2 separate regions of the Homo sapiens genome follow, and region 2 is linked to region 1. A link is a contact called in ENCODE Hi-C or POLR2A ChIA-PET data. All regions are on one chromosome and are shown on one strand. The core of a region is the stretch at or near the end of the contact, and the rest is flanking DNA. Distances in the headings are between cores, read along the strand shown.

The links. Hi-C counts contacts between places; a loop is a spot of excess contacts on that map. ChIA-PET counts read pairs that join two places held with the same protein, here RNA polymerase II (POLR2A). Pooled maps may share reads with other maps.
Region 2: a pooled map shows a loop between it and region 1 (2.8-fold over the local background). The contact joins two enhancer-like sites. A Hi-C loop is called at or near these places in 1 of 168 maps with a recorded cell type or tissue (Caco-2) and 1 of 50 pooled maps. POLR2A ChIA-PET finds 5 or more read pairs at or near these places in 3 of 52 experiments (Caco-2, H1 and MCF 10A).

The regions. Positions count from the first base shown.
Region 1 is chr3:188,025,436-188,028,557 of GRCh38, forward strand. The region is part of intron 2 of LOC107986166 (a long non-coding RNA gene); the gene reads right to left. Among named protein-coding and RNA genes, the nearest start is that of LINC01991, 51 kb to the left of the region's middle. Within about 2 kb of position 1,341, at least 3 of the 41 ENCODE cell types and tissues checked have a DNase peak (open chromatin) inside an H3K27ac peak, as active enhancers do.
Region 2 is chr3:188,096,086-188,099,351 of GRCh38, forward strand. No RefSeq gene overlaps it. Among named protein-coding and RNA genes, the nearest start is that of LPP-AS2, 56 kb to the right of the region's middle. Within about 2 kb of position 1,851, at least 4 of the 41 ENCODE cell types and tissues checked have a DNase peak (open chromatin) inside an H3K27ac peak, as active enhancers do.

The DNA of each region.
Region 1 (3,122 bases), core at 91-2,590:
AAAACATAAGGGATATGAAAGATCAATGTGCATTTACCTAAAATACCACCAAAGCAGTCATATGTTATATAGCACATAGCTTTAAGTCATCTCTAGACAAGAATCACAATAACTAATAACCAGTCTTGGTTAGAATGACATTGATGAAACTGATTTTCTTTTTCTTTTTGTCTTTATGTCTGCTGTTTGTTGTTTTATTTGATATATGTGAAATAAAACATACACTGACGCACAAAGTGCGTAAGTCATAAATGTACAGTTTAACATATTATTGCAATGTAAGCCCCAGTGTAAGCCCCACCCAAGTGAAGAACTGGAAAAGAGCCAGCACCTCGAAGGACCGATGTGCCGCTTCCCAATCACACTGCCTTTCTTGCCCTGGAGTCACCACTCTCCTGATGTTACTGTGATCATTTCCTTGATTTGCTGTATAGTTTTACCACCTAAGTTTGCATTAACAATACCGTTTACTTGTGTTTAGTTTTGAACTTATATAAATGGAATCATACAGGAAAAATTGTCATGTTATGATGGTTGTAAAAAACATTTTGTAAAGTGTAAAATATGCATGAGTAAATGACATTATTATCAGCAATCCTATTATGTGGGAACATAGACATTGAGTTGCAACCATCTAAAGCAGGTGGCTGATCTCATAATTTTGATGTTAAGTCATTTGCAGTCAGGTCTAGACATCCTCACCTCTCCAGATAGTCAGCCTAAGCTCACGGACAAGGATCCACTGAAGCTCTGTATTTGTGACTTCTTGTGCCACCTGGATGGAAAAATACTCACCCAAGGCTGAAGGGGTCCATAAACACCTGCTTTGTTCATAAACAAGCAGGCTTCCCTCTGTTGAGTGAGTTCCCCAGTTATTATCAAGGCTCTAAGGTCATAACTGGTTAATTGTTGGCTAGAAATCAATACACACAGAGTGATGATTTTTGATAAGAGCTTATAATAAGCAAGTTCAAGTTCAAAAGACTTGCTGTCTTTTTGCTCTTACATGCTGAAGAAAAGGTGCTGATCTCTTTTGTTGGAAAAAACCATAGCCCCACTCATGCTGCTAGCTAAATTAAGAACTACTTAATATTTTTAATAGGGCTTTGGCCAATTCATTTTGTCCTTATGCCCAGGTATTCAAACACTACCTAGAATTTTTTTTTAATTGCAAGCAAATTCATCAACCTATTCTCTGGCATCATGAGGCCTCAGGGTTATAGCTACCCTTTGTCCCAGTTTTGAAACAATCTTGCCATTCTTTGATGTTAGCGGCTACCTTGTGAACTGATCCATGGGGCTCCCAGTGCCTGAGGCTGAGGCTCAGTATCACCATGGGTTTCCCAGCTGGCATTTGGCCAAAGCTTGCCATTCCTCCTGTGCAGCCACCCATGCATGTGTACATGAGTACACGCATGTGTGAATGGGTGGGTGTGTTCAAGCGTGTGTAGGCATACTGTCTGCTCATTCCACAAGTAGCATTACTGTGGATGGTAGCAATAACAGTAAGAATGCTTTTCATATAGTAAATGTTGGGTAAATGAGTGAACAAATGAGTAACGCTTCAACAGGCTTTCTACCCGAACATTCCTCTTCTCACAACTGAGCCCGTCTGAATTCCACCTTCGGGCTCAAAACTGCCATTCCAAGGACTAATTCAAGACTTAGTCAAGTAGAATTTCAGGGGCTTTAGTCCAGATTCTCAAAAGATTCAGAATTCATTGTACCTGGCCAATCCTCCCATGATGATGTTCAGTCCAAATTTGGATCACTGCTTTGTTTCTCTCCATAGAAGCCAGGTGCACTCCTCCTTGAGTATCTGGAGCACTTGCTACTCAGCCTGGAGACCTTGTTAACTATTTCCATTCCCATAGACAGTGGACATCATCTTCCTAAATTCAAGTAACTAGGACTGACTTCTTATGCTACTCAGACTCTGCCCAAATTAACATGTGGCTTTGTCTCATTATTGGAAGATTCTTTGCCAAAACCTTTACCTTTCTCTGGTCCTCCCTGATCCTGACCAAAGCCACTTCTTATCATACTCTCCACATGCCGCATCTATTCACTGGAATTTCTCACCTCACTAGCATCTTGGTCTGTCCTCAGAACATCATGATGGGCATCTCTAATTTCCAGTTCCACTACTGTCCTGATCTGCCCTTTCCATTGCCTACTGAAAGGCCTTCAAATTTTAAATTAAATATAACCAAAAATTTAATTTTTTTTCTTTTTTCCCCAAAGTGCCTTGGAAATTTATAAATAATAAATTTTAAAAATAAACTTTCAAAGTAAGTAAATAAGCAAAAAGAAAACAATCATAAACTTTGTGAAAGTATGGGTACAAATGGAAAGACATACCATGTTTTTGGATTGGAAGACTGGGTACAGTCAAGAAGTCAATTCTTTACAAATTGATAAATAGAGTTAATAAAATTCCAATCAAAATCCCTAGAAAGATTTTTTTTAATGTGTAAAGAAACTGATTCTAAAGGTTATATGGAAATACAAGGAACTAGAATAATCAAAACGAGTCTGAAAAAGAAGAATAAAGTTGGAGGATTGGCCCTGCCTCCCTGCCTGATTTCACAGCCTATTATACAGTAATCAGAAAGTGTGGTATTAGCAAACAAATAGACACATAGATCACTGAGAAAGAATAAAGACTCCAGAAATACGCTTATATGCGTATGGCCAATTAATTTCTTACAGACACAAAGACAATTTAGTTTATTTTCAGAAACTTATGCTGGAACATATATATCTGTATGTGCTAATATGTGAACCACTTCAACCTAAACATCACACCTTATAAAAAATTAAATTAACTCAAAACAGATCACAGATTTAAGTATAACATGTAAAGCTATAAAATGTTTAGAAGAAGAAATAGGAGAAATCTTTATGACCTAGGGCTAGGCAGAGATCCCTTTGATATGACATTAAAAATACAATATATAAGATTTTAAAAATGAGTTGATTGAGCTTTATCAAAATTAAAAAATCTTTTCTCTAGGAAAGATAGATACTATTAAGACAATGAAAAAATAAGGTAAAGACTGGAAGAAAATAGCTCCAAATCACATATCTAACAAAGGACCTATATCTAGAATATATAAAGA
Region 2 (3,266 bases), core at 601-3,100, 71 kb after region 1:
CTCTAAAAAGGGAGGAAAAGTCTGTGGGCAGGTGCATTTAAAGCCCCCAAGGCATGAGTCCATGGTTACTAGTCTACATTTCGGACTTTTGTTGTGAAAGTGACTTCTGGGGACAAGCAACCTAGAGGCCTGCCAAGACCCCCCGGGACTGGCACCCAGGGATCAGTGTTCAAGGACAGGCAGTTCTCTCAGGAGCTGGGATGAGACCTTGAACAGGTGACTCCCTTGTTCTGGGCCTCAGTTTTCCTATCAGTAAAATGAGGGAGCTGGACTGAATGACCAGATTGCAATTTTTTAAACATCAAAATCCTTCTTAAAAATAAAATCTTATGCTGATCCCCAATGTATAAAAGCAGATAAAAATGAAACTGCTCTAACTGAAGGGCCGCTCCCCCTTCCCACCTCGAGCCAGTTGTTCAGCCTCCAGCTCACTGGTGTGAAACTCTCCGAATTAAAATAATCTATGGTTCTATATAATGAGATTAACTTGTTAGATCTAGAAAAAAATAAGAGGCTAAGTAGGGTAGCTGGATTGCAGGGCAGGGGCCTTGGAGATGGGAGAGGGCTAGGTGGGGAGAAGGTGGAAAAGGTGTTTGTACTGACAGAGCTCTTAGCAACCTGGTCTTCCACCTCAAATTCCCAAAGAAGAAACTGAGGCCAGACTGTTAAGATATAAACTTTGTAACTTTTTGACCCAGGAAGTTTTGAGAATCATAATAAGGAAATGATTATAGAGTGATTTGAGCTCTTCAAAGACAAGCAGTATTTAAAATACAAGGTATTATTACCTCCACAGAGCTCTCTTTTGATTACCACTGTGCTTGAAAATGTGGGCAGGCCACTTTTATTTTCCAAAACTCAGGTGTTTAAAAAAATATTCACACGTACAATCCCTATACTCAACTCTTATAAGCTAATTGTCAGCTTCCTTGTCACTGGATAATTGTAATGTTCAAAGAGATATTATACTCACTTTATCAGCTAAATTGGCCGTGCCCCTGATAAAGACATTGATCCCTCCAGCTCACACTCTCTTGCCATAATTTGAAGGATGGTTAAATTTGAAATATTATATTTGAAATTTTAAATGAAAGTACCAAATATCATTCGACAGAGGTGCTAGGCAGGAACTGATCTCTAAAAGACCCTAAATAAATCAGGGCAGCCCTGGGTTAGTTGGTTTCTTGATACAGGGTTGGGTGTTGAAACTCAGAAGTCAACCAAAAACAGTTTCAAACAATTTCAGGGTGTTTTTTCAAAACTGAACTGCTCCAGCACTCAGCCTGCCATGGCAGAGCAAAGTCAGGACTCAGAGTTAGAAGATGGGATTCAAGTCCCAGTTCTATTGCACATGGACTGGTCAACCTTAAAGAATTCTTTCACTTCTCTGGTCCTAGGTTTTCTCCTAGTAAATTGGGATCATTTCCTTGCCCTGCCTATTTCACAGGTCTCCTCTAAGGATGAAAATTGAGTGACACAGAAAGCCATGTGTGACTTTGAATGAATGGAGGCTAAGACTACAGGCTCTGAATGGAATCAGACAGACCTGGGTTCAAATTTTGATACTGCTACTTAATAGCAGTGTACATTGCTTATTTGCTCTGAATCATAGGTTCCTCATCAGGGATATGAGGTTATTAATAGCATTTTTCTCACCTGGTTGTTTTGAGGATTTAAAGCACTGGCCCCTCGTAAAGGCTGAGTGGGTGTTGCCATTTATTAAAAAGCTGTAACAGTCCATGTGCCCAATAAGTTACTGTTGTTTTTTCATAGTTCTGCTTTCTGTGCACAACAGAACTAAAGATAACCATGTATCTATTGTCTCTGAACTGCCTGAGTACTCTTACTAGAACGAAAGAAAAAAGGAAATACACTGTGGCCCAGAATGGGGCTCCAGAGAAATCCAAAATGAGCTGTGGTCTAAAAGCGACTTCTCTCCAAGCCTATTTTTAACTGGCTGTGAACTTCTCTAATACGCAAAGAGTGATGCTGGGCTCTCTGAATAGCTCTGCTGACGAGCTGCTGCCCGCTTCTGCTACTATGTGAATTTATGGAGTCCTGGTCTCGCACTTCATTAAGGAAATATACGATGGTGCTGAGACAGGGGGCCAGACACCAATAACTCCCATCCCAATCTCCCAGTTATAAATCTTAGTGCCTCACTCACTAAGGGAAGAGGAGTAACTGAAGAGATATTATCACCTGCTCCTTTGTCATGGGCTGTCCTTTTTAAGTTGTTTGCAACAGACAACTTTATTAAGAGACCACCAAACAAAAGTCCTGGCCAAAAGCAGACTCCCAAATTTGTTAGGAATATTTTCAGTTGCAGGTAACAGAAAAAGTGAACCACAGCATCTTGAACAAACGGAAGTTTATTTTTTTCACATAAGATATTCAGAGACAGATGATTGCTGGTGCTAGTTCAGAGGCACAATACACTTGCTCCAACTCTATTCAGTGGAAACCCTCTGCACTTTTTCCTCATGATTGTATTCTGGCTGCAGAAGCTCCAGTCATCATACATACAATCCAGTGAACAGAAAAAAAGAAAGAAAAACGGTGGTATCCATGTCAGGGAATTAAAATGTTACTCAGGATTCATCCTTGCAGCGGTTTTTACCTTATTGGCTAGAATTGGGTCAAATGGTCACCCTTGTTTTGAAGGTGATTAGGAATAAGAAGGTTGGAAATGAGCATGAGATCAACCAAGAGTGTCTGCTACAGCTTCCAATAAAGGCCAGCTGAAGGAAGGAACAAAAGTGAATGATTATGTAATGACTAAAGAAACAGATGAGGCCGGGCGCGGTGGCTCACGCCTGTAATCCCAGCACTTTGGGAGGCCGAGGCGGGCGGATCCTGAGGTCAGGAGATCGAGACCACGGTGAAACCCCGTCTCTACTAAAAATACAAAAAATTAGCTGGGCGTAGTGGCGGGCGCCTGTAGTCCCAGCTACTGGGGAGGCTGAGGCAGGAGAATTGCGTGAACCCGGAAGGCGGAGCTTGCAGTGAGCCGAGATCATTCCACTGCACTCCAGCCTGGGTGACAGAGCGAGACTCGGTCTCCAAAAAAAAAAAAAGAAACAGATGAATGAATGCTTGACACAGAGATCTACTCTTTGACTCAGCTCACATGCCATTTTTTTCTAATCCCCTATCCATCATACCTCCCTATCCCCTTGCTAGCCCACTAATACAGTCCCATAGTGCCATTAATCCTCCTATAATTGACTTCCTACTCACTTGTCTATCTTCTTGATTCGTGTTTA